3 separate regions of the Homo sapiens genome follow, and all the other regions are linked to region 3. Evidence: read pairs that join two places in POLR2A ChIA-PET (ENCODE). Cell type or tissue: OCI-LY7. All regions are shown on one strand. Each heading gives the region's core, and the rest is flanking DNA. Links, peaks and the distances in the headings are about the cores only. Region 1 has its middle 52 kb from the start of ZNF724. Region 2 holds the start of LINC01858 (long intergenic non-protein coding RNA 1858). Region 3 holds the start of ZNF730 (zinc finger protein 730).

What was found. Peaks named below come from ENCODE experiments on the same cell type or tissue, not always from the same donor. Only the 100,000 strongest peaks of a DNase experiment are listed, where the experiment ranks them.
Region 1: POLR2A ChIA-PET joins it to region 3 with 5 read pairs; 2 of 35 experiments call an interaction of 5 or more read pairs at or near these places.
Region 2: POLR2A ChIA-PET joins it to region 3 with 5 read pairs; 6 of 35 experiments call an interaction of 5 or more read pairs at or near these places.

What each region holds. Positions count from the first base shown.
Region 1 is chr19:23,192,695-23,203,482 of GRCh38, forward strand. No RefSeq gene overlaps it. Among named protein-coding and RNA genes, the nearest start is that of ZNF724, 52 kb to the right of the region's middle. In OCI-LY7, for the core only: no CTCF peak of the experiment used is centred there; no DNase peak of the experiment used is centred there.
Region 2 is chr19:23,059,612-23,070,399 of GRCh38, forward strand. LINC01858 (long intergenic non-protein coding RNA 1858) reads right to left here and starts at 1,654. Exons shown (of 8, transcript NR_110745.1): 1 at 1,562-1,654; 2 at 1,036-1,387; 3 at 563-707. In OCI-LY7, for the core only: no CTCF peak of the experiment used is centred there; no DNase peak of the experiment used is centred there.
Region 3 is chr19:23,111,947-23,122,734 of GRCh38, forward strand. It overlaps ZNF730 (zinc finger protein 730), which reads left to right and starts at 5,079. Exons shown (of 4, transcript NM_001277403.2): 1 at 5,079-5,230. The coding sequence starts at 5,228. In OCI-LY7, for the core only: no CTCF peak of the experiment used is centred there; DNase peaks (open chromatin) are centred at 5,025 and 6,655; H3K4me3 peaks cover 2,317 bases; H3K27ac peaks cover 1,446 bases.

The DNA of each region.
Region 1 (10,788 bases), core at 2,097-7,096, 81 kb after region 3:
ATTTCTCTGAGATTTATTGTAACAATGAAATTTTTACTTTTACTTTTTTTTTTTCTTGAGACGGAGTCTCGCTCTGTCGCCCAGGCTGGAGTGCAGTGGTGCAATCTCGGCTCACTGCAAGCTCCGCCTCCCGGGTTCACGCCATTCTCCTGCCTCAGCCTCCCGAGTAGCTGGGACCACAGGTGCCCGCCACCACGCCCGGCTAATTTTTTGTATTTTTAGTAGAGATGGGGTTTCCATGTTAGCCAGGATGGTCTCGATCTCCTGACCTCGTGATCCACCCGCCTTGGCCTCCCAAAGTGCTGGGATTACAGGTGTGAGCCACGGCGCCCAGCTAAGATTTGTTTCTTGTTCATAGAATTGTTACACAGATTAACTGCATTTTTACTAGTTTTTGTCTTTATTCCAAAATCCAGGCTGGTGAAGCGGCTTCTCTCTACATTTTACTGATTTTCATGGCTTAGAGAAAAGAAGCAGTTGGCCGGGCGCAGACGCTCACGCCTGCAATCCCAGCATTTTGGGAGGCTGAGGAGGGCAGATCCCGAGGTCAGGAGTTCAAGACCAGCCTGGCCAACATGGTGAAACACCATCTCTAGTAAAGATACAAAAAATTAGCCGAGCATGGTGGCGTGTGCCTGTAGTCCCAGCTACTTGGAAGGCTGAGGCATGAGAATTGCTTGAACCTGGGAGGTGGAGGTTGCAGTGAGGTGAGATGGCACCACTGCACTCCAGCCTGGGTGACAGGGTGAGACTCCATCTCAAAAAAATAAATAAATAAATAAAAAGAAGCGGTCAACCACACATTGACTCTTAAAATTTATGCTCAGAAGGGACACACCTTACTTTAGTCTATTTTCACTGGCCAAATAAAGTTAAATAGCCAAGTCTGATGTCTATGGGGTAAGAAAATATAATTCTCTTGGGAGGGTCATCAAATATCAGGAAACAATAATACAACTTACCACAAAACCTTCCTACTCAGCTGAATATTAAATTATAATATAGTCATTCATAAACAAAGGAACTTTGCATTTAATACTATTTATTAGTAATAATATTTAATATCTATTGTTTGCTTATTTTCTGCTAGAATCAATGATATGCATTTTATTTTTTTAATTTTTTTAGATAGGGTCTCACTCTTTTATCCAGGCTGGAGGGCAGTGGTGTAATCACAGCTCATGGCAGTCTCAATCTCTTGCTGAAATGATCCTCCCACCTCAGCTTCCTAGGTAGCTGAGATTACAGGCATGCACCACTGCACCTGGCTAATTTGTTTCATTTTTTTTTTTTGGACAGATGGGGTGTAGCTATGTTGCCCAGGATGCTATCCAACTCCTTTGCTCCAGCAGTCTACCTGTCTTGGCCTATCAGTGCTGGCATAGGCTGCTGTGCCCAGCCAATGATAAGTGGGTTTTTTTTTGTTTGTTTTTGTTTTGTTTTGTGTTGTTTTGAGACGGAGTCTCGCTCTGTGGCCCAGGCTGGAGTGCAGTGGCATGATCTTGGCTCACTGCAACCTCTGCCTCCCGGGTTCAAGTGATTCTTCTGCCTCAGACTCCCGAGTAGCTGGGACTACAGGTGCCCGTCACCACACCTGGCTAATTTTTGTATTTTTAGTAGAGACCAGGTTTCACCATATTGGCCAGGCTGGTCTCGAACTCCTGACCTCCAGTGATCTGCCTGCCTCGGCCTCCCAAAGTGCTGGGATTACAGGCATGAGCCACTACACCTGGCCCATCATAAGTATTTTATATGTGCTATTTCATTTAAATGTAAGAGGCTGGTATATAATTATCCCTATTTTAAAGATGAAGCTAGTAAAATGTAGTGAAGTTTTGAGTTGCATAAATAATGAAGTAGAGCTGCCTCTAATCCTTAGTAAATTGCCATACGCACACTAATAGTAACAATGTGTCAGTTTATAAATGCGCATGAAGTTGTACCCAAAGCTACTGATATTTTTCTTTACTAATTTGGATTATCCTTGGAGCTGCCATGAATAAAATATCCATCTAGAGCCCACAAGAGAGCAGCACATCTGAGAACAAACATGAAAACAATGAAGCAGCCACTTTTAGTGAGCTCAGCAGAACCATGGGTTCAAACTCTACTGACCATACTTATAAACCATCCAGGGCTCCAGGACAACTAAAACTGTGGCTTCTAATAATGGAGAACCACCTATGACATTTAAGGTGTGACTTTTTAAAACTGAAAAGAACAAATATGATTACTGCTAACGTTTTTATTCTGTTTATTTGACTTTGAGGATGAATGAGTAGATGTAAGAGAGGGCAATGATATGTCTTAATAGTCTTCTGAAGTAATAAATAATTTGATTTGGTCTGTCAGAAGTCTATTGGCTACTACCAAACAAACCACAGTTATCCCGCGTTCAAGCGATTCTCCTGCCTCAGCCTCCTAAGTAGCTGGGACTACAGGCGCCTGGCTAATTTTTTGTATTTTTAGTGGAGACGGGGTTTCACCATGTTGTCCAGGATTGTCTTGATCACCTGACCTCATGATCCGCCTGCCTCGGCTGGCGTGAGCCACCGCGCCTGGTTGGCTGGAGTGCAGTGGCGCGATCTCAGCTCACTGCAACCTGCGCCTCCTGCGTTCAAGCGATTCTCCTGCCTCAGCCTCCCGAGTAGTTGGGATTACAGGTGCGCAACGCCACGCACAGATACTTTTTTTTTGTATTTTTAGTAGAGACGGGGTTTCACCATGATGGCCGGGATGGTCTCGATCACTTGACCTCGTGATCCGCCTGCCTCGGCCTCCCAAAGTGCTGGGATCACATGTGAGCCACCGTGCCTAGCCCAACAGCATCATTTTTATCTAAAGCTGTAGTTCAGCAAATGCTATAAGGTGAATAATTAAATATTATTTACTACAGACCCAAGCAGTCTACTATGATTTTATTACCCTTTAATACAAATTTATTTCTTGAATTAAATAATTATTTCTCTATTTTAGTTGTATTTTCTTTGTGTCTGTTGCTAAGTTTTGCTGAAATACTACCATTTTACTTAAACTTGCCCCACAGTTTTTTATTTGTTTAAAAAACTTCAAAAAAAATATTGTAAACATGACAGCTTGCATTGGTAGTCCCAGCTACTCAGGAGGCTGAGGAAGGATAATTTCTTGAACCCGGGCAGTGGAGGTTTCAGTGAGCTGAGATGTCGCCATTGCACTCCAGCCTGGGCAGCAAGAGTGAAACTCCATCTCAAACTAAAAAAAAAAAAAAAAAAAAAGAAAAAGAAAAATGTAGAATTCAATATGCTAAAACAACTTTTTTATATCAAATATATACATCATATTGATGGTTGTCTGATACGAATATTAAGTGTTCTGTATTAGATTTTGCAAAATATATAATTTTTTTGCACGAGTCATGAGCAAAAGCCCAACTATTCAAATGGCCATAAAAAATGATTTTTTTGAAAAATAATATATGATTTTAAAAAGTTTGGGCCGGGCGTGGTACCTCGCACCTGTAATCTCAGCACTTTTAGAGGCCGAGATGAGCCGATCACCTGAGGTCAGGAGTTCAAGACCGGCCTGGCCAACATGGTGAAGCCCTGTCTCTACTAAAAATAGAAAAATTAGCCAGGCGCTGTAGCATGTGCCTGTAATTGCAACTACTCGGGAGGCTGAGGCAGCAGAGTTGCTTGAACCCAGGAGGTGGAGGTTGCAGTGATCCAAGGTCGTACCACTGCACTCCAGCCTGGGCAACAGAGAGAGACTCCATCTCAAAAAATAAATAAATAAATAAATAAATAAATAAATAAATAATAAAGAGCAAAACACCATCTCAAAAAAAGAAAATTACCATTCTCTGCTCTTTTTTTTTGGTTCGTTTTTTGGGTTTGTTTGTTTGTTTTGAGACAGAATCTCTCTCTGTTACTCAGGCTGGAGTGCAGTGGCACAATCTCAGCTCACTGCAACCTCCACCTCCCGGGTTCAAGCAATTCTCCTGCCTCGGCCTCCCGAGTAGCTGGGATTACAGCCATGTGCCACGACACCTGGCTAATTTTTGTATTTTTAGTAGAGACAGGGTTTCACCATGTTGGCCAGGCTGGCCTCGAACTTCTGACCTTGTGATCCACCCACCTCGGCCTCCCAAAGTGCTGGGATTACAGGCGTGAGCCACCACGCCTGGCCAACGGTTTTCTTTTTTACAGATGAGGGTTTGCTACATTGCCTAGGCTGTTCTCAAAGTCATTGGCTCAAGCAATGAGGCTCCTGCCTCAGCCTCCCAAAATGCTCGCTGTAATATTTAATAATACTTATATGAGTCAAGTGTGCTGGCTCATGCCTGTAATCTCAACACTTTGGAGGCTGAGGGGAAAAAATAGTTTGAGTTCAGGAGATTAAGACGAGTCTTGGCAACATCGTGAAACCTCATCTCGACTACAAATAAAAAAATAGTAAGTGGACATGGTGATACATACTACAGTACTAGCTACTTGAGAGGCTTATGTGGAAAGACCCCTTGAGCCCTGGAGATCGAGGTTGCAGTGAGCTATAATCACACCACTGCACTCCAGCCTGGGCAACAGAGTGAGACTCTATCTCAAAAATACTTATAGACAGAATGCATTTATATAATTTTGTTATTCACTGTATTGGATTAACTTATAAACAAAAAATATAATACAGTCAAAGGCGGAATCATCCCTTTCTAGTCTTTCTTTTGCCTTTCATGTTAGCTCCTCACTCCCAAAGCAACCCAGCCTGTAGGGCTAGATGTTGCCATGCTGCCAACTGTTTACATTCTTACTCTGATACCACATTAGCTTTTCTGAGCATATCTCTCAGAGAAGAATTTTGCTTTATATTTGTGTATGTAAGAGACTATAAGGTTGGCTTTCTTACTACTTCTTTTTCAATGATTAAAAACAAATCCTGGGGCCGGGCGCGGTGGCTCACGCTTGTAATCCCAGCACTTTGGGAGGCCGAGGCAGGCGGATCACGAGGTCAGGAGATCGAGACCACGGTGAAACCCCGTCTCTACTAAAAATACAAAAAATTAGCCGGGCGTGGTGGCGGGCGCCTGTAGTCCCAGCTACTCGGGAGGCTGAGGCAGGAGAATGGCGTGAACCCGGGAGGCGGAGCTTGCAGTGAGCCAAGATCACGCCACTGCACTCCAGCCTGGGTGACAGAACGAGACTCCGTCTCAAAAAAAATAAAAATAAAATAAAATAAAAAAACAAAAAAAAAAACAAATCCTGGGCCAGACGCAGTGGCTCACGGCTGTAATCCCGGTACTTTGGGAGGCCGAGGTGAGTGGATCACCCGAGATCAGGAGGTCAAGACCAGCCTTGCCAACATGGTAAAACCCCGTCTCTACTAAAAATACAAAAATTAGCCAGGCGTGGTTGGTGGCCGGCACCTGTAATCCCAGCTACTTGGCAGGAGAATTGGTTGAACCCGGGAGGAGGAGGTTGCAGTGAGCCCAGATCGCACCATTGTGCTCCAGACTAGGTGACAAGAGTGAGACTCTGTTTCACAAACAAACACACAAACAAACAAACACACAAAATCTTGGCTGCTGGCAACCAGGCACAGCCAAGTAAGGTGAGGGCAGAAAGCAGATACTTGCAATCCATGGTGCATCAGCTTTTTTAACATATTTTTTCTCCCCAACTACATAGAAAATATCCTAAGTGATCTCATGCATCTTTGAATCCAAACATCTCATTTTTTGCCTTATCCATATTACAAACGTATTCACAATTTATAATGCATAATCAATCTATTGGAAAATATTCAAAACAAATGCATTCTCTTCATGGAACCAAGTAGTACACCTGAATTAAAATTTGTATTGAGAATTATTAGTATAATAATTTTTTAAAAAATTATTAAGTACTTTTAGATGTTTAGCACTTGGAAAATATTATAAAAACCCTCTCAAAATTAACCTGGGACTCCAAAAGACATGTATGGTCCAAACAGTTCTTTTCTTCACAACACCGAGGAATGGCATACAAGGCTGTCTCCAAGAGGTCACATCTCTTCCAGACCTTAACGAACCTTAAAAATAATTTTTCATGTGCAGTGACTAGCAAGAAATCAAAGATGACAAAGCTCACAATAAATAAGACAGTGTGAAATACACCAGAAAAAAAATAACTGAAGCAAATTTGCAAAGACATCTAATATTAGAATTATCAGATACGAAAATATTAAAAACAACTACGCCTACCATATTACAAGAAGATAAAGTATTGGCAGGAAAAAAAATATTAAAAGTTTTAAAAATAACTAAGTTGTGGCTGGGCGCGGTGGCTCACATCTGTAATTCCAGCACTTCGGTAGGCTGAGGTGGATCACCTGAGATCAGGGGTTCAAAACCAGCCTGGCCAACATGATAAAACCTCATCTCAGGCCGGGCATGGTGGCTCACGCCTGTAATCCCAGCACTTTGGGAGGCCAAGGCAGGCGGATCACGAGGTCAGGAGATCGAGACCATCCTAGCTAACACGGTGAAACCCCGTCTCTACTAAAAATACAAAAAAAAATTAGCCGGGCGTGGTGGCGGGTGCCTGTAGTCCCAGCTATTTGGGAAACTGAAGCAGGAGAATTGCTTGAACCTGGGAGGCAGAGGTTGCAGTGAGCCAAGATTGCGCCACTGCACTCCAGCCTGGGGAACAAGTGTGAAACTCCATCTCAAATAAAATAAAATGACCAAGTTGTAGAATGAATAATACAATAACTAAAATGAAAAACTCGCTAGTCACATTTGAACTTATGTGCACAAGACAGAACCAGTAAACTAGATGCTAGATCAGAAGAAATTAACACATAGGCAACAAATGTCAGTCTCAGAAAACTTTTCTGGTAAGTTTTCCAGACATTCAAAATTTAAAACTGAAAAGCATAATGTTGATATTATTTAGCCTCTTCCAAAAAATAGAGTAAGTAAAAAACCCTGCATAACTTAATTCCTGAGTTAATACCAAAGCTTGACAGAAACAAAATGAGAGCAACTATAGACAATCTCATTAAGACAAATAGAAAAAAATGTTAAAGCAATTGCTAACAAACTAAATTTTGCTCTGTAAAAAATAAATAAAACCATAAGTAAGTTTGGTACAGTATAAGTTGAAATTGTAAAATCTACATGTCTATATATAATAGGCACAGAAAAAGAGTTTGGTAAAAACTTTTTAGCAAACTAGAAATAAAAGAAAATTTCATTTTATTTTCTAAATATACAAGGTATCTAAAATAAACTACAGCAAATGTAAATGTACAACTATTGAAAGCTTGTCTTTTGATGTCATAAACATGATAATGATGCTGCTGTCGACGTTTTTATTAAACATTGCATGTATGGCTCCAGCCAACAAAATAAAATGAGAAATTAGTATTACAATTATATTGGCAAAGCAGAACTAGTCAATAAACTAGTACCTAAACAACTGTTCTACCTAGGTAGATTGCATCTCTGCAAAGCAACTCACACAAAAATTGTTCACATAGATCGAGGATTTAAAACTTTTGGGAGAAAATAGAGGATAACATTGTTTTTATTAAAGGAGGAGACCACCCCTCATATTGTCTTATGCCCAATTTCTGCCTCCAAAGAAAGAAGAAGTAAAAACTAAAAGGCAGAAATGAAATCCACAGGCAGACAGCCCGGCGCCATGCCCTGGGCCTGGTTAAAGATTGACCCCTGACCTAACCGGTTATGTTATCTATAGATTCCAGACATTGTATGGAAAAGCATTGTGAAAATCCCTGTCCTGTTCTGTTCCGTTCTGATTACCGGTGCATGCAGCCCCCAGTCATGTACCCCCTGCTTGCTCAATCGATCAGGACCCCCTCACGTGGACCCCCTTAGAGTTGTAAGCCCTTAAAAGCGACAGGAATTGCTCACTCAGGGAGCTCGGTTTTTGGAGACGTGAGTCTTGCTGAAGCTCCTGGCCAAATAAAGCCCTTCCTTCTTTAACTCGGTGTCTGAGGGGTTTTGTCTGCGGCTTGTCCTGCTACATTATAACTGTGGGGTAAAAAGACTTATTAAACATATAGAAATAGTGCATAGGCTGGGCACAGTTGCTGATGCCTGTAATATCAGCACTTTGTGAGCTCCAGGTGGGTGGATTACTTCTGGTCAGAAGTTCAAGACCAGCCAGGCCAAAATGGTGAAACCCCATCTCTACTAAAAACACAAAAATTAGCGAAGTGTGGTGGCACATGTCTGTAGTCTCAGTTACTACTCAGAAGGCTGAGGCATGAGCATCACTTGAAGCAGGAAAGCAGAGGTTGCAGTGAGCTGAGATTGTGCCATTGCACTCCACCCTGAGCGACAGAGTGAGACTTCGTCTCAAAAAAAAAAAAAGCATGAAAATATGTATAAATTAGACTATATCAATTTTAAGAATGTTTAATTATCAAAATCTTATAAAAACATGTTTTAGTAAAAATAGTGGAAAAAGCACATAGTGGAAAATGTTTTAAAAACACCTATTACAGGCTGGGCCCAGTGGCTCACACCTGTAATCCCAGCACTTTGGGAGGCCGAGGCGGGTGGATCACCTGAGGTCAGGAGTTCAAGACCAGCCTGGCCAATATAGTGAAACCCCATCTCTACTAAAAATACAAAAACTTAGCAGGCGTGGTAGTGGGAGTCTGTAGTCCCAGCTACTCGGGAGGTTGAGGCAGGAGAATCGCTTGAACCCAGGAAGCGGAGGTTGCAGTGAGCCAAGATCGTGCCACTGCACTCCAGCCTGAGCGACAGAGCGAGCCTCCATCTAAAAAAAAAACAAAACAAACATGTTAAAAATATCAGCATTTAGAAAATATATATTACAGAATATGTGTGCATAAACAAGGAAATGACAAACATTTAAAATAGGACAGATGGCAAATCTTAAAACAAGAACTTATAAAAATTGCTAACTCTATTAGTAAGCATGGAAATGCTAATTGAAACTACAAATGATACACTTTCTTTTTTTTTTTTTTTTTTTGAGACGGAGTCTTGTTCTGTCTCCCAGGCTGGAGTGCAGTGGCGTGATCTCGGCTCACTACAACCTCTGCCTCCTGGGTTCATGCCTTTCTCCTGCCTCAGCCTCCCGAGTAGCTGGACTACAGGCGCCGGCCACCATGTCTGGCTAATTTTTTTTTTTTTTTTTTTTTTTTTTTTTTGAGACGGAGTCTCGCTCTGTCACCCAGGCTGGAGTGCAATGGCGCAATCTCGGCTCACTGCAAGCTCCGCCTCCCGGGTTCACGCCATTCTCCTGCCTCAGCCTCCCGAGTAGCTGGGACTACAGGCGCCCGCCACCACGCCCGGCTAATTTTTTGTATTTTTAGTAGAGATGGGGTTTCACCGTGTTAGCTAGGATGGTCTCGATTTCCTGACCTCGTGATCTGCCCCCCTCGGCCTCCCAAAGTACTGGGATTACAGGCGTGAGCCACTGCGCCCGGCCAAATTTTTTATATTTTTAGTAGAGACGGGGGTTTCACCATGTTAGCCAGGATGGTCTCGATCTCCTGACCTCGTGATCCGCCCACCTCGGCCTCCCAAAGTGCTGAGATTACAGGCTTGAGCCACCGCGCCCGGCAGATACACCTTTCTAATTTACCATTTTGTCAAATAATTATGTCTAGTAGTTTTAAGAGTTGATAAAAATGTGAAGTAATTCAAATATCCACTGGCAATAGACGTGGTTTATAAATTGATGTATGTTTGCATTATGCAACAGTAAAAATACAGAACTAAAGGCCGGGCACGGTGGCTCACTCCTGTAATCCCAGCACTTTGGGAGACCAAGGCAGGCAGATCACGAGGTCAAGAGATCGAGACCATCCTGGCCAACATGGTGAAACCCCGTCTCTACTAAAAATACAAAACTTAGCTGGGCGTGGTGGCACGCACCTGTAATCCCAGCTACTCGGGAGGCTGAGGTAGGAGAATCGCTTAAACCCGGGAAGCGAAGGTTGCAGGGAGCGGAGATTGCCACTGCACTCCAGTCTGGGCAACAGAGCCAGACTCTGTCTCAAAAAAAAAAAAAAAAAAAAAAGAGACCTATAGCTATGCAAAGCAACATGAAAAAATAGAAAAACAACATAAATAAGCAAGTCACAGATGAAAAGTTATGCTAGAATATACATACAGGCAAAAAATAGGCAACACTGAAATGTATATTGTTTATACTTAAAATTGCATAAAGTAAATGGTAACAGAGGCCGGGCGCGGTGGCTCATGCCTGTAATCCCAGCACTATGGGAGGCCGAGGCAGGCGGATCACCAGGTCAGGAGATCAGTACCATCCTGGCTAATATGATGAAACCCCATCTCTACTAAAAATACAAAAAACATTAGCCGGGCGTGGTGGCACGCGCCTGTAATCCCAGCTACTCCGGAGGCTGAGGCAGGAGAATTGCTTGAACCCGGGAGGCGGAGGTTGCAGTGAGCCGAGATCCCGCCACTGCACTCCCGCCTGGGCGATTTCAAAGCGAGACTCTGTCTCAAAAAAAAAAAAAAAAAAAAAAAAAGGGAAATAACACAAAATTCAGGTAGTGGTCACTTTGGGGTAGGAGGTTAATAGAAGACTATAGAGGTATTGACTTTACAGGAGTGTGTGACGATTTTATGCAGCAAGACTGAAAGTTTTAAAAGAGTAAAGACCAATACTTTTATTTTTTTCATTTTATTTCCTAAGGCTAGCAAAAAGTATGGCACAAAGTGTGTGCTCCACACACATTTCTAGGTTAAATGAATGAATACATCCCCTTTGTAAGCTGTCAAGCTATGCAAACCAAGACTTTATTATT
Region 2 (10,788 bases), core at 3,284-8,283, 51 kb before region 3:
GAATCACATCACCTGGTTTCTCAACTAGTGATAGGTTACCATTTCTTCCTGAAAGTAATGCACATGGAGGAGACACACATCACCTGGTGGCTGGACCCTGCAATATGTCACAATCTTTCCTGTGGGCAGGTAGAAAAGGAGTCACATCTTTTATGTAATGGATGCAGATAAATGTCACAAAAACCCTTGCAGACAGGGCTGAGGCAGGAGCCTCCCATCTTTCAGGTGTTTGGCCCAGTTAAATGTCACAATACCCAAAAATGTGGTTCGCAGGCAGAAGAGAAGAGTCACATTGCCTAAGTGCTAGTTCCAGTGATATGTCTCAATCTTTCCCTTTGGCAGGGTCCAGGGTGAAGAGAGGATTCACACAGCCTAAGTGATGAAGGAAAATATATGTCCTAATATGCCCAGGAGCAGGGCCTATATGAGACAGTTGCATCAGCTGTATGTTGAACCCAGTGATATGTCAAAACATACAATTTATGCAGGGCCCAGGCAGAAGAGAGTGTCATAACCTAGGTGTCAGTCCCAGTGATACATCACATACATCACAATGCCTTACTTTTTGTTGTTGTTTTTTTTGTTTTGTTTTGGCGAAGTCTCACTCTGTCACCACGGCAACCTCCACCTCTTAGGTTCAGCGTCCAGGGATATGTCCCAATCCCTCTTTTTGTCAAGGCCCAGCCATAAGTAGAGAGTAGCATCACCTGGGTGATGAAAGAAAAGATATGTCATCATACCCCTGCAGGCAAAGCCCATGCAGGAGAGTCACATCACCTAGGTGTGGGGCCCAACGATATATTAAAATCTCTTCTTGGGTATATCCCAAGCAGTAGAGGAGAGTCACATCACCTAGGTTCTCAGTCCAGCAATATGTCACAAGGCCCCTTGAGGGGAAGGCCCAGGCAGGAGAGTCACATCACTTAGGTTAGGGGCCAAGAGATGTGTCACAATGTTCCCTGTAGGAAGGGCTCAAGAAGAAGAGGAGAGTAACATGACCTAGGGGCTTGGTCAAGTTATGTGTCACAATCATACCTGTGAGCAGGGTCTAGGCATGAGAGGAGAGTCACATCAAGTAAGTACTGGGCCACGTACATGATGTATCACAATAACCCATATAGACAGGTCCCAGGAAGATATCACCTAGGTGCTAGGTCCAGAAATGCATCACAATGTCTCTCATGGGCAAACACCAGGAAAAAAAGGGAAGGGGATAACATGAACAATCTGATGGGCCAAGAGATATGTCACAGTGCCCACTGTGGGCAGGGTCCAGCCAGGAGACGCACATCACCTTGGTGTTGGACCCAGGAATATGTCATAATGCCTTCTGAGGGCAGGCCCAAGGTGCCCAGCAACATGTTACAATCTCTTCTGCAGGCAGAACCTAGAAAGAAGAGTTGAGTCACACCAGCTAGGTACTGGGCTCAGCAATATGTCACATTAGTTTTTGTGAGAAGGAACTAGGCAGGAGAAGAAAGTCACATCACCTGGGTGATGAGCAAAGAGATATGTGACAATGACTCCTATAGGCAGAACCCAAACAAATTAGTTACATCACCTAGGTTTTGGACCCAGCAACATGTCACAATGGCCCATGTTGGCAGAGCACAGGCAAGAGAGTCACATAACTTGTAGGGGACAGCAGCGATATGTCACAATGCTCACTGTGGACAGTACCAAGGCAGAAAACAGAACTTCCATCATCTGGGTGCTAGGCCCAGTGATATGTCACAATGTCCCATGTGAAAGCACAGAAGCAAGAGAATACAGTCACATCACCTAGTTTCTGGTCCAGCGATATGTCACAATTTCATCTGTGGGCTAAATCCAGGCAGGAGAGTAAACTATACAGAGGCATATGGCACAATCACCCTTGCGTATACAGAGGCATATGGCACAATCGTGCTTGCAGGAAGGTCCACAGATGAGATCAACAATTCTGTACATATCCTGCTTCTGTGGGCACCAGGAAGACAGGAGAGGAGACTCACATTACCTGGGAGCAAGGCTCTGAGATATGTTACAATGTCCTTTTTGGGTAGCACCAAAGCAGGAGAATAGAGTTACGTCACCTAGGTGCTGGGTCCAGCAGTGTGGCACAATCCTATCTGTAGGCTGTGCTGGTGCTAAAGAGTCACATTACTCAGGTGCAAGGCAGAGGTGTATGTCAAAATCACACCTGCAGGAAGGACAGGGGATGAGATGAACAATACTGTACATATCCCGATTCTAGGTATGAGAGTCAACACCTCCTGTATGTTGGTTCTAAGTACACTAGTCACAGTCTCTGAAATGAACTGAATCAGTGCATGAGAAACTCAGTCCCTCTTACCACTGTGCCTCCTTAGTGGAATCACAGCCTCACAGGTGGGTCAAATTTTAGTCTGAAAGTCACCAACTTACCTTTGAACTGGATCCACATATGAGAGTAAATTTTCCACCTTGCAACTGCATCTGTGTGAGATTCAGAACCTCAACAGTAGGCTGTGTTCATGTGAGAAGATGACAACATTTACTGTCGGCTGGGTGTACATATGAGTGTCAAAATCTCAACTGTACTTTGGGCCCAGTTAGAACATGCTCTGTACCAGCCAAGTGTTTTATAAGGTATGCATAAGAGTCACAGTCCTTTGTGACTGGGAGACATTCGTGCTGGTTTGGACTCATGATTGTGCCTGTGGCTCTATGCCCAGTTATAAGAGTTAACTTCTCTGCAATGGCTCAGTCCAGATATAAGAGTTGTCCCCTGCCTATAAGCTTGGCTTACTAAGGAGTCACCACCTCTGCTGTTGCCTGATGTTCACATACGACAGTCACAATTTCAACTCTGCACTGCATCCACCTGTAAGATTTAAGACCTCACCAGTGGGCTCTGTCCATGGATGAGAGTGACAATCTTTTTTATTTTTATTTTTATTTTTATTTTTATTTTTGAGACAGAGTCTTGCTGCGTCACCCAGGCTGGAGTGCAGTGGCAAGACCTTGGCTCACTGCAAACTCCACCTCCCAGGTTCAGCCAATTCTCCTGCTTCAGCCTCCGGAGTAGCTGGGATTACAGGTGCTCACCACCACGCCCAGGTAATTTTTGTATTTTAGTAGAGACACGGTTTCACCATGTTGGCCAGGCTGGTCTTGAACTCGTGACCTCAAGTGATCCACCCACCTCGGCCTCCCAAAGTGATGGGATTACAGGCATGAGCCACCACCCCGGCCGACGGTCTTAACAATTGGCAAAGCGTGCATACAAAAAACACAATTGCACCTGTTTGCTGGGCCCTGTTATGACACTATATTACCCGAGGGTTTATACAATATGTGAGAGAGTGTAATTTTCTCTGACCATCCTAAAGAGGAGAGCCAGGATTTTATCCATTTTCCTAAGCCTAGCTATGAGAAACAGCATCTCTTCTATTGGCTAGTTTGAGGCATGAGAGTCAACATCGCACCTATGATCTAAACAAAGATATATGTCACAGTCTCACGTGTGGATAGGGCATGCACAGGAGAGTTACGTCATCTGGGTGCTGGGCCAGGGATATGTCACAATCTTCCCTGAGAACAGGAATCAGGCAGAAGTGTTATCACCTGGGTGGTTGGTCAGAGATACGTTACAATTTCCTCCTGAAAGCAGGGCACACTCAGTAGAGTCACATCATTTGGGTTCTAGGCCCAGTGATATGTCACAATGCTCCCTGTGAGCAAAGCTCAGGCAGGAGAAACACATCACCTGATTTCTGGGCCAAAAGATATGTCACAATCTCTCCTATGAGCAAAGCCTTGGTATAAAAAAAGAGTCACATCAAACAGTTGATGCTCCCAAAGATATGCCACAATGTTCTCTGTTATCAGGGTTCATACAAACAACCCATGTCACCTTGTTGCTGGGCCCAGCAATATGTCACAATGCCTTTTGAGGTCCAGGCCAAGACAAAACAGTAATGTCACATTGTTGTTAAGCTCCACAAGATGTCTTAATATCTCTCGCAAGCAGAACTTATGAAGAGTCACATTTGTTTGGCACTGGGACAAGTGAGATGTCAAAATTCCCCATGTGAGCAGGGACCAGGTAGGAAATGAGAGTCACATCATCTGGGTGACGGGTGAAGAGATATGTCATGATGTTCTAGAACCTAGGCAGTAGAATTACATTACCAGGTGTTGGACCCAGCAATATGTCACAATTGCTTATGTGGTCGGGGCACAGGCATGACAGTCATATAACCTGGGTGTAGGCCCAGAGATATGTCACAATGCCCCCTATGGGCAGTGCCAAGGCAGGAGAGGAGACTCACATCACCTAAGTGCAGGGCCCAGCGATATGTCACAATGTCCTCTGCAAGCAGCACCAATGCATAAGAATAGAGTCATATCTCAGATCTGGGTTCAGCAATATTCACTATCCCATCTGTGGGCTGGTCCCAGGGAAGAGAGTCAGATTACTCAGGTGCTGGGGAGAGGAAAATGTCACAGTTAAATCTGCAGGAAGGTCCAGGGATGATACTAGCAATCCCATACATGTCATGATTTTAGGTATAGGAGGTTAACCCCTTCTATATGTTGTGTCTAAGAACAGGAGTTATAATCTCAACGGTGGACTAAAATTGTGCCTGAGCGCCTCAACTCCTCCTGTGGACTTTGTCTAATTAGTGAAGTCACAGCCTCATAGGTGTGCTGAATCTTGCTCTGAGTGTCATCAACTCACCTGTGGACTGGATCCACATCTGAGAGTCAAGTTTCCGACCTTTGACTGCCTATGGGTGTGAGATTCAGAACCTCAAAAGTGAGCTGTGTTCCTTTTTTTTTTTTTTTTTTTGAGACGGAGTCTCGCTCTGTAGCCCAGGCTGGAGTGCAGTGGCACGATCTCGGCTCACTGCAACCTCCGCCACCCGGGTTCATGCCATTCTCCTGCCTCAGCCTCCCGAGCAGCTGGGACTACAGGCGTCCACCACCATGCCCAGCTAATTTTTTGTATTTTTAGTAGAGACGGGGTTTCACTGTGTTAGCCAGGATGGTCTCAATCTCCTGACCTCGTGATCCACCCACCTCGGCCTCCCAAAGTCCTGGGATTACAGGCGTGAGCCACCGCATCCGGCCAAAAGTGAGCTGTGTTCATTTGAGAAAATGATGATGTATACTGTTGGGAGGGTGTGCATACAACTATCACAATCTCCTGTGTTCTGGGCCTTGTTAATACCCTCTTTAAAATACCCCAAAGCTTTATACACTATGAATGAGAATGACAATTAACTCTGAGATCATGTTTGTAAACACCCATGACCATACCTGTGGCCCTAAGCCCAGATATGAGTGCCATCTCTCCTATTGGCTGGGTCCAGACAGTAGAGTCCTCATCTGCTTATGTTCTGGGTTTAGAAATGTGTCACCATTCCAACTGTAGCTGGAGGCTCACATATGACAGCCACAATTCCAAGTGTGGACTGTGTTTGCATGGGAAATTCAAGACCTCGGCAATGGGCTCTTTCCATGTGTGACGGTGATAATCCTAATGGTTGGTGAGGTGCACATATGAGAAACACAATTTCATCTGTTTGCCGTGCCCTGTGATGACACTTTCTGTAACACCTGAAGGCATTATATGATAGGTAGGTGGGTGGCAATCCTTTATAACCTTCATACAAAGAGGAGACCCAGAATGTCGTCCATTTTTCTAAGTCGAGCTATGACAGTATTTCTTCTAATAGCTCATTTGACGTATGAGAGTCATCATTGCACTTGTAAGCTGACTACAGTATATGTCACAATTTTACCTGTAGGTAGGGAGCTAGCAGGAGAGTCACATCACCTGGATTTCAGCCAAGGTATCTCACAATCTTCCCTGAGGGAGGGAGCCAAGCAGGAGTGTCACATCACCTGGGTGCTCAGCCAGGGATATGTTACAATTCTCTCCTGAAAGCACAGCACAGGCAACAGACTCACATCACCTGGGTGCTGAGCTCAGCACTATGTTACAATGCTCCCTGGGGACAAGACAGAGGCAGAAGAGCCACATCACCTGGTGTCTGCTTCCAGGGATATGTCACAATCTTTCCTGTGCAGGCCAGGGTACCGGCAAATATGAAATGTCACACATTCTAGGTCATGGATGCAGATATATGTCACAAGGTCCCTGTGGGCAGAGCCCAGGCAGGAGCATGCAATCTCATAGGTTTTGGACCTAGTAACGTTTTACAATATCCAAAATATGCGAAGCCCAGGCAAAACAAGAGAGTCACATCACCTAGGTGCTGGGTTCAGTGATTTGCCACAATTCCCCCTTTTGGCAGGGTCTAGTCAAAAGAGGAGAATTATATCACCTGGGTGATGAATGAAAAGATATGTTATAACATCTCTGTAAGCAGGGCCCATGCAGGAGATTCACATCACCAAGGTGTTAGAAACAATCACATGTCACAATACGCAATGTACAGGAGGAACCAGGCAGGAGAGGAGAGTCACATCCCCTAGGTGTTGGACCCAGCAATATATTACAATCCCTTCTTGGGAAAAGCCCAGGAAGTAGAGGAAAGTCACATTACCTGGGTACTAGGCCCAGTGATATGTCTCAATGTCCTCTGTGAAAAGCACTAAGGCAAGAGAAGACTCACATCACCTAAATGCTGGGTCCAGCAATGTGGCACAATCCCATCTGTACACTGGGCCCAGGCAGAAGAGTCAAATCACTCAGGTGCTGGGCAGAGGTGTATGTCACAATCACATCTGCATGAAGGTCAAGGTATGAGATTAACAATTTAACACATTTTCTAGATCTAGGTATGACATATAACACCTCCTGGATGTTGGGTCTAAGAACATGAGTCACAATCTCAATGATGGTCTGGATCTGTGTGAGAACCTCAATCCCTCCTGCAAACTGTGTCCCCTTAGTGGAGTCACAGACTCACAGGTGTGCTGGATCCTGGTCTGAGAGACACCTCCCTTATGAAAGATAGTTACACATGTGATTTGATTTTTCAAGTATGTCTGCCTCTGGGTGAGATTCAGAATCTCAACAGTGAGCTGTGTTTATGTGGAAGGATGACAGTCTTTACTCTTGGCAGGCTATGCATATGAGTGTCACAACCTCCCCTGTGTGCTGAGTTCTGTTAGGACATTCTTTGTACCTCTTGACAACTTTACACAGTATGTGAGAGAGTGTTAATTCTTTATGATCTTCATACAAAGAGGAGACCCAAGACATTACTCATTTTCCTAATCCTGGCTATGAGAGACAGTATGTCTGCTATTGGTTACTTTGAGGTATGAGAGTCATCATTGCACCTGTAAGCTGGGCCAAGATATGCATCACAATCCCACCAGTGAAGAGGGACTGAGCAGTAGAGTCACATCACCTGGGTTTGGGGGCAGTGATATGTCACAAACTTCTCTGAGGGCAGAGACCAGGCAGCAGTGTCACATCATCTGGGTGCTGGGCCCAGTGATATGTTAAAATGTTCTTTGTGGTCAAGGCCCAAGCAGGAAAAACACATCACCTGATTGCTGAGACCAATGATTTGTCACAGCCCTCCCAGTGGTCAGGGTGCAGGCAGAAGAGGGGAGTTAAATCTCCTAGATTACGGATGCAGAGATATGTCACAAGGTCCCCTATGTGCTGGGCCCAGGCAGGAGCGTTCCATCCCATGGCTGTTGAACTCAGTGAAATGTCACTATACCCAAAAGGTGCCAGGAACAGGGAAAATAAAAGGGTCACATCACCTAGGTGATGAAAAAGATATGTCGTAATACTGTGGGCAGTTCCCATGTCATAAAGTCACATCACCTTGGTGTTGAATCCAGGCATATGTCACAATACACAAAGCATGCAGGCCTTAAGCAGAAGAGGAGAGTCACATCACCTAGGCGGTGGGCCCAGCAATACATCACAATTCCTGCTTGGACAAAGCCCAATCCATAGAGGAGAGTCACATCACCTATGTACTGGGCTCAGCAATATGTCACACTGTCCTTTGTGGGGAGGGCCCATGCAAGAGAGTCACATCACCTAAATGATGGGCTCAAAAATATGTCAAAATGCCCTCTGTGGGTAGGGCTCAGAAAAAAAAGAAAATCGCATAACCCAGGGGCTGGGTCCAGCTATATGTAATAAACACCCTAGTCGGCAGGGCCCATGCATGAGAGAAGAGTCACATCACCTAGGTGCTGGGTTCAGTGCACCATACTGAGACCTTGTCTCTACTAAAGTAACAATACTTTTTTGGCATGGCCCAGGCAGAAGAGGAGTGTCACATCACCTAGGTGATTAATAGAAAAATATTTTATAATACCTCTATGGGCAGGGCCCATGCAGGAGAGTTGTGTTATCCAGGTGTTGAAGCCAGTGACATGTCTCAATACACAACGTATGTAGGTCCCAGGCTGGAGAGGAGAGTCACCTCATCTAGGTTCTTGACAGAGTGATATGACACAATCCCTTTTTGGGTAGAGACCAAACAGTAGAGAATAGTCACATCACCTAGATGCTGGGCTCATCAATATGTTACAATACCCCGAGAAGAGGGTCCAAACAAAAGAGTTATATCATCTAATTGAGGGTCTCAGAGATATGACACAATGCCCCCTGTGGGTAGGGCTCAGGAAGAAGTGTGCAGTCACATAACCTTGAGGCTGGGCCCAGCTACATGTCAAAATCACCCCAGTGGGCAAGGCCCAGGCATAAGGACAGAGTCACTTCATGTAAGTTCTGGGCCAAGCAATATGTCACATTCCCCACTGTGGACAGGTCCCAGGAAAAAGAGAGTCATATAATCTCAGTGATCAGCCAAGATATATGTTACAGTGACTTCTGTGAGCCGGAATAAGAGTCATATTACCTGTGTGCTGAACTCATCAATAAGTCACTCTCTCTTCGGTGGGCAAGCCCCAGGCAGGAGAGGGGAGACATCACCTCGGTGCTGGGCCCAAAGTTATGTCACAATCTCTTTTTGGGCAACATCTAAGAGAGGAGAGACACATAATATAGTCAAAGGGCCCAGAGATATGTCACAATGCACCTTGTAGGCAGGGTCCAGGCAGGAGACTCACATCACATTGGTGCTGGGCCCAGCAATATACCACCATGCCTTCTGAGGGCAGTGCCAAGGCAAAAGAGTAATGTCACCTGGCCGGGTGCGGTGGCTCACACCTGTAAACCCAGCGCTTTGGTAGGCTGAGAGGGGCTGGATCACCTAAGTTCGGGTGTTCGAGACCAGCCTGACCAACATGCAGAAACGTCATCTTTACTAAAAATACAAAAACAAACAAACCAACAAACCAACACAATATCACCTTAGTATTAGGCTCACTGACATGTCACAATATCCCCTGCAAGCAGAACCTAGGACAAGGAGGAGAGACATGTTAGCTAGGTGTGCACCCAGTGATATGTCACAATCTCTTCTGTGATCGGGGCCAGGCAGGAGAGAGAGCCGCATTACCTGTGTGATGGGTGCAGGTATATGACACAATGTCCTCTGTAGGCAGGGCCTAGGCAGTAGAGTTATATCACCTGGGTGTTGGACCCAGCAATATGTCACAATGACCCACATGCACAGGGCACAGGCAGGAGAGTCACATAACGTATGTGTGGGACCCAGCGATATGACACAATGCCCCCCGTGGAAGAACCAAGGCAGGAGAGAAGATTCACACCACCTGGGTACAAGACCCAGTGATGTCACAATGTCCCCTGTGTGCAGTGCCAAGGCAGTAGAATAATCACATCACCTCAGTGTTGGGTCCAGTGATATGTCACAATCTCTTCTGTGGGCTGGGCCAGGGCTGGAGCACCAACTCACTCTGGTGCTGGGTAAAGTCATATGTCATAATCACACTGTCAGGAATGTTCAGCGGTGAGATTATGCATCTGGAGTGGGAAGAAGCAACACATCAAAAATATGACCAGACCATCCACGGCGGCTCATGCCTGTAATCCCAGCACATTGGGAGGCTAAGGTGGGAGGATACGTGGAGCCCAGGAGTTCAAGACTACCCTGGGGGCTATATGGCGAGACATCTTTATTAAAAAATGATAATTAAAGTTTAAAAAGTAATATATATAACCACAGCCTGGACAACATACTGAGACCATGTCTCTACTAAAAAAAATAGATAGATAGATAGATAGATAGATAGATGATAGATAGATAGGTAGATAGATAGAGCCAGGCACGGTGGCTCACGCCTGTAATTCCAGCACTTTGGGGGCCAAGGCCTCACTCAAAAAGAAAAAAAAAAGAAGAAAAAAGAAATCTAAAACAACAGCAACTTCAGTGTGCAGGAAGGAGCAAGAGAAAGACAAAAGAAACAGAAAAAGAAAGAAATAAATAAAAATAAAACAGCGGCCAGGCGCGGTGGCTCACGCCTGTAATCTCAGCACTTCGGGAGGCCAACGCGGGCTGATCACCTGAGGTCGGGAGTTCGACACCAGCCTGACCAACATGGAGAAACCTCGTCTCTGCTAAAAATACAAAATTAGCCAAGTGTGGTGGCACATGCCTGTAATCCCAGCTACTCGGGAGGCTGAGGCCCGAGAACCGCTTGAACCCAAAAGGCGGAGGTTGCAGTGAGCCGAGATCGCGACTTTGCACTCCAGCCTGGGTAACAAGAGCAAAACTCCGTCTCAACAAGCAAACAAACAAAAAACAGCAACTCAATGTACTGTGGAAACAAACTTGAAGTGGGGCTAGGAAAACAAAAAAAAGAAAACAAAAACAGAAAGATCCCCTGAGCCTCAGCTACTCGGAGGCCGAAAAGAAAGGATTGCCTGGGTGAGCCCGGGAAGGTGGAGGT
Region 3 (10,788 bases), core at 1,980-6,979:
TAAATTCAAAAAGGCTTTAATGCATTATGACAAAGCATATGAAGAAAGCCTTAAGGTGAAGAAAGCCTTAATAGTCTACTGACTGTGGACAGTAAAACCCTTTATTATCTAGAACCCAGAGATTGAGTCTGCCTGCCATGTACACTGAAGCAAGACATCAAGACTTTGAAAGCTGGGTTGATAATCTCACAACTTAGAAGGGCCCCTCCAGACTCTTTAATTGTAAACCCATAGGAGATCTTAAAGCTAACCAGAAAGATTTCTCCTAAAAAGCAGATGGATATCTTTATGTAGATAGCTTTTTTAATAAGATCAAAAATCAAGACACATTTGCTATCATGATACTCTTAGTTAAGTTTGTTTATGGCTCTACAAACAATAGAAATTTAAAAAGCATCTTTTGTGTGCACTCATTGGGTATACTTATATGTAGAGAATTTTGCAGCCAACGTGTGAAAAAACATAACATCTTTTATAGGTAAAAAATGAAAGGCAGGCCAGGCACGGTGGCTAATGCCTGTAATCCCAACACTTTGGGAGGCTGAGGTGGGCAGATCATGAGGTCAGGAGTTTGAGACCAGCCTGACCAACATAGTGAAACCCCATCTCTACTAAAAATACAAAAATTAGTCAGCGTGGTGGTGCACTCCTGTAATCCCAGCTACTCGTGGGAGACTGGGGCACGAGAATCGCTTAAACCCGGGAGGTGGAAGTTGCAGTGAGCTGAAATCGCGCCACTACCCTCCAGGCTGGGCTACAGAGCGAGACTTCGTCTCAAAAAAATAGAAGAAAAAAAAAAAAAAACTGGAAGGCCAATATGGGTGAGAAATTTTAATGGGACATTTGTTGTCTCATCAGAAACAGAATGTGTGTCCACTGCTCTTAACCTATTTCACAAGTTAAAGAGAACTTATTCAAAATAGGTTAAAGAGCATTGCCAGGGTGCCATTACTTTTCTAAATGGGCATCCTTTGATAGGTCTTTTTTCCCCCTGGTTTAGAGTAAATGAGGCAATGGTTAGAAATGTATCCCCTATCATAGGGCTTTATAGCAGATTGCACTGTAAAGGCTATGGTTACACAATAGACTTTAAATTTTTTGCTAAAGTTGTGCTGAATCATATAATTTCTTTGGATTACTTACTGTATAAACAGAAGTGTCTGCAGTTGCTAATTCTTGTAGTTGCACATGGAGAAATACATTGGGTATTACAGAGATGCAGTTGTAGGGGATTAATGAACAGGCTGTTTGGTTAAAATAAGTAGACTATAGCTAATTATTTGATCTATGTAATGTTAGTTGGTGGTTCATGAGGACCCTGGTTAAAAAGCACGCTTCAAACTCTTCGTATTATCCTCCTGGTAGTCAAAATAGTAGTCTCCCTGCTGCATTGTATTCTCAAAAGTTAGAAATGTTTTCATGCAATCACCTGTAGAATATAAAATTGTCTCTCACTAACTGGAATGACAGAAACTCAAAGACATATGTAACTATGATGAAACCATAACCTAGGAATGACATAAGAACAAAGACCCTAAATAATGGAAACAGTGGTACTAAGGCCCTGAGTTTTGGTTACACTGTGCACTGTTGAAAATTTTTTGAACAAAATTATTAGAGGCCATCATTCTGGACTGAGCTTGTGCACTAGGTCCAAACAGACAAAATCAAACTGAAAATTTAAGGAAATAGGTAGATTCTGTAGGTTTTGTTTTTCTTCTGTAAACAGCAGATCTTAACACAAGGGGTTTCCCTCTACTCAAACCTTTAAAAATAATAATAAAATAATAACCTGAATTTCTTGATTCCACTTTACAAAACCCATAGTTCTGCTATTTCACAGTGGAATCTGAGACTAAGTACATTTTTGATGGTGACAGTGTTATCAATGTCTAAAGTTTTGGTCTATCAAAATTTAGAAGATGACCAAAAAAGGAGAAATTGTTTAATTATACCCTAAATCTACCCCCTTTCATGTTTAAGTTTGGTCAATAAGTTTTTTTGTTGTTTTGTTTTGTTTACATAGTAAACTGAAACCTAACTGAATGTGTAAATAGACTGTACTCATTTTTGTACCAACAACTGTGTTTTGGCCAATAAAAGGATGTCAAATGTTCAAACCATGTTTAAATAAGGAAAATCCCAAGCTGTAATCAATCTAGCTGTTCCTGTATTTCACTTCTATTTTCTGATGTCACCTTGCTTCTTCTGTCCATAAATCTTTCACCATCATGTTGCTGTGCTGGAGTATTTCAGAGCCTACTTTGGATCCACAGGCTACTCAATTTGCAAATCCCTCTTTGCCCAATAAAACTCTGTTAAATTTAGTTTATCTAAAGTTGTTTTTCTTTTTCTTTTCTTTTTTTTTTTTTTTTTTTGAGACGGAGTCTCGCTTTGTCACCCAGGCTGGAGTGCAGTGGAGCGATCTCGGCTCACTGCAAGCTCCGCCTCCCGGGTTCTCGCCATTCTCCTGCCTCAGCCTCCCCAGTAGTTGGGAATACAGGCGCCCGCCATCACACCCGGCTAATTTTTTTATTTTTATTTATTTTTATTTTTATTTTATTTATTTTTATTTATTTTTATTTTTAGTAGAGACGGAGTTTCACCGTGTTAGCCAGGATGGTCTCGATCTCCTGACTTCATGATCCGCCCGCCTCGGCCTCCCAAGTGCTGGGATTACAGGCGTGAGCCACCATGCCCGGCCCTAAAGTTGTTTTTCTTTTAGAAGTTTTCAAATGTATTCTCTGATCAAAAATGAATAATCTGTTGTTGGGCTTTGATTTTCTAAACTCATCCCTCAGCTATTTTTCCAAATTATTCTATGTCCTTTCAAAATGTTTCTGCAATTTTTTTGAGATGGGGTCTCATTCTATCACCCAGGCTGGAGTGTAGTGGTGTAATCAATTATGGCTTACTGCGGCTTTTACCTTCCATACTCAAGCCATCCTCCTGCCCTAGTCACAGAGTACCTCGGACTACAGGCATGCAACATCATGCTTGGCTAATTTTTTTTCATGAAGACAGGATTTTACTATGTCGCCCACGCTGTGTTTGAACTGCTGAGCTCAAGTTATTCTCCCATCTCAGCCTCACAAAGTGCTAAGATTACAGGTGTGAACCACCATGTGCTTCTGCAATTTCTTGACAGGATTATTTCCAATAATAAACAGTACTATGTGGGCACAAATCTAAAAAAAAAAAAAACTGTCTTCTTTTGCAGAAGTGTCACTCTCCAGAATTTCAAGGGTCTGTGGCAGTTACTCTAGTAATATAGTTTGATCTATGGAGGTGCCTGAGCTTTGGAGTCAGAATTTATCCTGAGGTTCAGCCCAGCCAATTAGTAGCTTTGGGTCTTTGGACAAGTTTCTTCATGTGAAAGAGTTGTATAAACCACATATGCAAAAAAGGCAGAATGATACTAATTGCAGAAATTGCAGCAATTTTTCATCCCTCCTATATCCTTTGCCACGTGCTTTTTTACAGCCGTTCCCATTGAGATATGGAATCTGTTTTCCAGACCCTAGATACGGCTGACCTTATTTCCTCAGGTCAGTAGAAACCTGTGAACATGACCGTGTGCCAGTTTGGGGCCTAGGCTCAAATGGTCTTGAATGCTTCTGCTTTTCTTTCAGAATGCTGCCCTCTCCATGAACAAAGCACATGTTAGCCAGCTGGAGGATAACATAACATGGTGGGTGGGGAAGAGAAGCAAAGTGCCTCTGTTGACAGAAGCAGAAGCTCACCCCCAGAAGCAGAAGCTTACCCCCAGAAGCACAGCTTCCTAGTCAAGAAGCAGTTGTTGATACATGTCTGAAGGAGCTCAGCTGGGACCAGAAGAATGGCCCCAGTGAGCCCAGCCTAAATGGCTGACCATCTCAATTATTACCTAATAAGTTTTGGATGGTTGGTTATGCTGCAATAGCTAACTAATACATGCACCCAGTGCAGATAGGTGCCATGATTTAATGACAGGTTGATTACTAGTTACCTTCTAACAGTGGGCTCCATAAAGGTACTAATATTTTCCCCTGATTTAAAGTTAGATGTGTTGTAAGATAATGTTGAGTAACGCTGCAATACATGTAGATATGTATGCATGTGATTGGTCCTTAGTCCCCGCACGCACAGGAGAAAACGTAAAACTACATCCTGACACTTAGGGCCAAGGCCAAATAGCAAAATAATTTTGCCTTTAATCTGTTTTCTTCATATCTAACATTGGAGGTCCAGACTGTGGACAGATCTGAAGACATAGAGTTTTCTTCCCCTGTGGCCCCATCATCCTTTGTTCAGTGTCTGATCTCTGGAAGAAAGGTGGTCACCAGATAGTGATCTACCTGTGGTTATTCTGCTTTTTCTTTTCTTTTCTTTTCTTTTCTTTCTTTCTTTCCTTTCTTTCCTTATTTCTTTTCTTTCTCTCTTTTCTTTCTTTCTTTTTCTCTCTCTCTTTCTCTCCTCCTCCCTTCCTCCTTTCCTTCCTTCCTTTCATCTCACTCTGTCACCAGGCTGGAGTTCAGTGGTACGATCTCGGCTCATTGCAACCTCCACCTCCTGGGTTCAAGCGATTCCCCTGCCTTAGCCTCCCGAGTAGCTGGGATTACAGGCGCGCGCCACTACTCCCAGCTACTTTTTTTTTTTTTTTTTTTTGTATTTTTAGTAGAGACGGGGTTTCACTTGTTGGCCAGGCTGGTCTCAAACTCCTGACCTCAGATGATCCACCCGCCTCGGCCCCCCAAAGTGCTGGGATTACAGGCGTGAGCCACCGCGCCCGGTCTATGTTCTTTTGATTTGTGAATATTCATATAGCGTATTATTTATAAATACATATGATCTTACACAAAAGGTTAAAGTCAGTACCCTCTGGGGTGGGCCTGTCTCAGTTCAGGGAGGAAGTCCTGCCCGAAAAGGCTGCAGCCTACGCTGTCACTCTTCATTCAGTCCAGCATCTGATCACATCTGTCACTCAGGGCCTGAGGGGGCGGGGCCTTAAACGTTATCCAATCGGGGACACTGGGCGGGGGGCCGTCCAATCAGGCCCGCAGCTGGAGCAGACAGGGCGGCTTCCGGGATTTGGCGCGGCCTTTGTTTCTCGCTGCCGCCGAAGCTCCAATTTTCGTCTGTCTGCTTTGTGTCCTCTGCACGTAGAAGCCCAGCCTGTGTGGCCCTGCGACCTGCGGGTATTGGGAGATCCACAGCTAAGACGCCAGGGCCCCCTGGAAGCCTAGAAATGGTGAGAGTGCCGGTCCGACATCCCGAGAGAGGGAACGGGGCTGGTTGGAACCGGTGGGAAGCGGCTGTGGCGGGACCCAGGCCTCCCCGCAGTCAGCTTCACAATCTGCGCCCAGAGTTCTTGCCCAGCTCGGCCTCAGTCCCCTTCAGCCATACGATGGCGGCCGCGCTGACAGCCGGGGCCCCGGCGTCCTGTCTCTTCCCTGCACTGTGACTGTGCCCTGCCCTGGAGCCCTCTCTGGGCAGCTCTGCACCCGCAGCGCTGCGTCTCTCCCAGATTATGCAGGAACCAGAGAGGATCGTCAGAGGAGAATCCTGACTCGGGCTGCGGGTTCATGAATGGGAAGAGCTTTGGTCTGTGGCGTTCCCAATTCCTCTTTCCTTCTGTTAAAAATTTATGGGAGTCATCACCAAAATATTAAAGAATTTAATTAAAGAATGATTCTAAAATTGTAGAGCACCCAGTTATGGGGTGTAGCTTGTTATCCATGGGACGGGCTTGAAGGAAAGACTTTCATAAGATGCATGATGCAAAAACCCAAATTCAGTAATCGGTTAGGTACAGTTACATAGTTTCTAAATTTGCACCTTGAGCGTACAAATTTTCTGGTTATGTAATCAGAGCTTAATAGGCAGTTTATAGTTTGTTACGCCTAAATTTTGTTTTCCTTAATGTAGTAATTTACAAAAAAATACATTTGAGTTACATTTTTTTTTAAAGTAGGAATCCAGGCATCGCAGCCACGTACCTCGAATTGCCTGTCACTTAACTATTTTCACACTCCACAGGAGACTGATCTTCTGCATTTTTTTTTCATGTTTCTCAAACGGGGTCTCAAGTCTACCCCTCAACCCCCATTCCTCCAGCCTAACTCTGTCTTGCAGTAAAATACTAAATTTCCAGTTTCTTCTGATTATCCCAAATGCCAACTTTCCCTCTCTAATTCACATTATTATCTGTTTGTCCTTTAGGGTACATTTTTGATACTGTATTTTAATTATTTTTTTACAAACCATTGGGTGGGACATTTAAAAAGATTTGTTTTCTGTTTGTAAATATCGCCCATGAAAATAAACCAAAACTAATTCCCTGACACTGTATTGTAAAAAAATCTCTGTGCCTCTTTTTCTTTTGTCTCCCCTAGGCACAGAGATCTTGTGAAAGTGTTTTGGGGTCAAGTTTGTTTTTTGTTTTTTTTTTTTGTTTTTTTAATTTTTATGGGATGATGTATTCTCAGCCACCCTTTAGTTTTTTCCTGGTCCTGGTTTTCAGTACTGGCTGTGAATAAACCAGGGTACACACCATGGCTATGTCTGCTAGAGTGTTTGATGATTATTAGCTTCTGGGTCATTTTCTCTCACAGGACAACAAGAGGTATGAAGTGTAGTCTCTCAAGAGAGCAGGTGGATGCCCTGGGGCTAAGAGGAATCTCCTGGTGTCTTTGAAAAGCTAACCACTTCAGACATTAACATTGTCTTCACCCAACCTAGCTTCCCTTTCTTAGAGACACATTGCGGGTCAGCCAATCTTATGCGGGTATTGAGGGAAAAACAGAAGTGATTTCTGCCCCTCGGATTCTCTGAGATTCATGGAAAAAATAGTATCCAAATGGCAGATTTTACCTATTCTTTTATTTGGTAGCATTCTACAACCAAATGTTGTAGATAATGGGTGAGTTACAAGATTTATGAAATCATCGGTTGTTATTTTTGCAGGGTAAATTTGTGACAGTGAATATCTCTGTTCTCTATCCTGTTATCTTAATTTCTGAGTTTAATGCTAAATTTTATAAAAAGAAAAAGAATCATCTGCAAACAGAGATTGTTTTAATTTCCTCTCTTCCTGTTTGGATGTGTTTTATTTCTTTCTCTTGCCTGAATGCTCTGGCCAGGACTTCCAATTTTATGTTGAATAGTGGGGGTGAGAGAAGGCATTCTTGCTCCAGTTTTCAAGAAGGAATGTTTCCAGCTTGTGTCCATTCAGTATGTTGGCTGTGGGTTTGTCATAGATAACTCATTATTTTGAACTATTTGCCTTCAATGCCAAGTTTGTTGAGGGTGTTAAACATGAAGGATATTAACTTTTATTGAAAACTTTTTCTGTATCGAAATAATTTTGTGGTTTTTATCTGTAGTTTGTTTATCTGATTAATCAAACATATTGATTTGTGTATGTTGAACAAACCTTGCATCCCAGGGATACAACCTACTTGATCATAGTGGATTAGCTTTTTAATGTGCTGCTGGATTTGGTTTGCTAGTATTTTGTTGAAGATTTTTACATCAGTGTTCATCAAGGATATTAGCCTGAAGTTTCCTTTTTTTGTTTTATCTCTGCCAGATTTTGGTATTAGAATGATGCTGTTGCCAGGAGCAGTGGCTCACGCCATCTCAGCACTTTGGGAGGCTGAGGTGGGTGGATCAGGAGGTCAAGAGATGGAGATGATCTTGGCCAACATGGTGAAACCCTGTCTCTACTAAAAATACAAAAAGTAGCTGGGTGTGGTGGTGCACACCTGTAATCCCAGCTGCTCGGGAGGCTGAGGTAGGAGAATCACTTGAACCTAGGAGGCAGAGGTTGCAGTGAGCCAAGATCGCGCCACTGCACTCCAGCCTGGCGACAGAATGAGACTCCGTCTCAAAAATAAATAAATAAATAAATAAAAAGAATGATGCTGCTTTTATATAATGAGTTGGGGAGGAGTCCCTTCTTCTCAATTTTTTAAAATAGTTTTGTAAGATATAATACTTGTTTTTCTTTGTACATTTGTTAGAATTCAGCTGTGAATCTGTCTGGTCCTGGACTCACTTTCTTTCTTTTTTTTTTTTTTTTTTCTCAGGCAGAGCCTCGCTCTGTTGCCCAGGCTGAAATGCAGTGGTGGGATTTCGGCTCACTGCAACCTCCACCTCCCAGGTTCAAGCAGTTCTCCTGCCTCAGCCTCCCAAGTAGCCAGGACTACAGGCGGGTGCCACCATGACCGGCTAATTTTTGTATTTGTAGTAGAGACAGTATTTCACCATGTTGGCCAGGCTGGTCTCGAACTCCTAACCTCAGGTGATCCTCCCACCTCGGCTTCCCAAAGTGCTGGGATTACAGGCATGAGCCAGCACAACTGGCTGGTCCTGGGCTTTCTTTTGGTTGGTAGGCTGTTTACTACTATTTCAATTTTGGAGCTTGTTATTGGTCTATTCACTGATTCATTTTGTTGTTTTTGTTCAGTTATGGGAAGATGGATTTTTCCAGAAATTTATCCATTTTTTTTTTTTAGATTTTCTAGTTTTCACAGAGAAGTTTGTAGTAGACTTCAGTACTTATTCATATTTTTGTGGGGTCAGTGGTAATGTCGCTTTTGTCATTTCTAATTGTGTTTATTTGGTTCTTCTTTTTTCACTAATCTTATTAGTGGTTTATTAATCTTATTAACTTTGTTATAAGATAATAAGATAAGTGGTTATTATCTTATTAAATTTTTCAAAAGATTTAACTCAATAGATTTCTTATTTGTATGACTTTTCATGTCTAAATCTCCATCAGTTCAGATCTTCTTGTCTTCTGCTAGCTTAGGAGTTGGTTTTCTCTTGCTTCTTTCATTCTTTTATTTATGATGTTAGGTTGTTATATTGACCTCTTTCTAACTTTCTGATGTGAGCATCAAAAAGTGCTATACATTTCCCTCTTACCACTGTCTTAGCCATGTTGCAGAGATTCTAGTATGTTGTATCTTTGTTCCCATTTGTTTCAAAAAACTGCTTAATTTCTACCTTAATTTCATTATTTATTCAAAAGTCATTCACATGCAGATTCTTTAATTTCCATGTAATTGTATAATTTCAAGTAGTTTTCTTTGTGTTGAATTATATATTTATCAAGCTGTGGCCTAAGAATGTGTTTGGTATGATTTGGGTATTATTAAATTTGCTGATAATTGTTTTATTTCTGATTGTGTGGTCAGTTTTAGAGTATTTGACACGTGGTGGTGAGAAGAGTGTATACTGTGTAGATTTCAGATGGAGAGTGTTGTAGATGTCTATTAGGACTATTTGGTCAAGCATTTAGTTCTGATATCTTTGTTAATTTTCTGCCTCAGTGATCTGTCTAATAGTGTCCATGGGGTGTTGTAGGAGTCAGAATCTAAATCTCTTCATAGTTCTCTAAGAACTTTGTGTGTGTGTGTGTGTGTATGACAGAGTCTTGCTCTGTTGCCCAGGCTAGAGTGTAGTGGCACGATCTCGGCTCACTGCAACCTCCGCCTCCCAGGTTCAAGAGATTCTCCTGCTGCTTCAGCCTCCTGAGTAGCTGGGATTACAGGAGTGTGCCACCATGCCTGGCTAATTTTTGTATTTTCAGTAGAGACCAGGTTTCACCATGTTGGTCAGGCTGGTCTTGAACTCCTGACCTCGTGATCCACCTGCCTCAGCCTCCCAAAGTGCTGAGATTACAGGCGTGAGCTGCCATGCCCAGCAGAACTTGTTTTATTCATGTGCGTGCATGGATTTTTAATAACATATTTTTTCTGTCTGCTTTTTTTCATAAACATTCTTTCAAGTGCATACCGTATGCCCAAGGCTACAGCTTAGATGTCTGCATCCAGTGTCTACTGAAGTTCAGATGTCCAGTGTTCAAGAACATGTCCAGAGACTTGGCTGTTGTAGAAAAAAGTATAAATTAAAGATAAGAGGCTTTATTCTCTTACGTGAAAGTAAGGGAGGATATTTTGTTCATCTCTCTTTTTTTAAAACATTTAGATTACACGTAGATAGTTTTCTCTGCTTTTTAGAAATATATGTAAATCATAGTAACAGCTATATAAACCTTTTGTTATTCTTTCTGACTCAGAATTGTCTTCATCTAGGACCTCAGAACCATTGCTTTGTTTTTGCTTTGGCAAAGGTTTTTTTTTGTTTTTGTTTATTTTCATTTTTAGTCTTTTAAAGTAGACACAAATTTGTTTAAAGCTTTTTTTTTTTTTTTTTTTTTTTTTTTAGACAGAGTTTCACTCTTGTCGCCCAGGCTGGAATACAATGGCACGATCTTGGCTCCTTGCAACCTCCACCTCCCAGTTCAAATGATTTTCCTGCCTCAGCCATTCAAGTAGCTGGGATTACAGGCTCCTGCCACCACCCTTGACTAATTTTTTTATATTTTTAGTAGAGACTGAGTTTTGCCATACTGGCCAGGCTAGTCTCAAACTCCTGACCTCAGGTGATCCTCCTGCCTTGGCCTCCCAAAGTGCTGGGATTACAAGCGTGAGCCACCACATCGGGCCGTTTAAAGCTTATTTTAAGAGCACACAAAAGTTGAGCACAAAGATAAGATTAAATTTAGCAACACAGAATGATAAAGAATAAAAAAGATACTGAGTAAACTTTTTTGACAGAAAACTGATTATCCAAGGTAATTATCTCATATTTGCAGGCTAAAGTACTTACACTGCAAAGGCAAGAACAGTTCAGTTTATTCACTAAATAGTGGAATCTGTAGGTGGACTTTGGTTTCTGTTACTTCAGAACAATTAGTATAGTTAGGTGTAGTGTTTGTAGACAACTTGCATTCACACA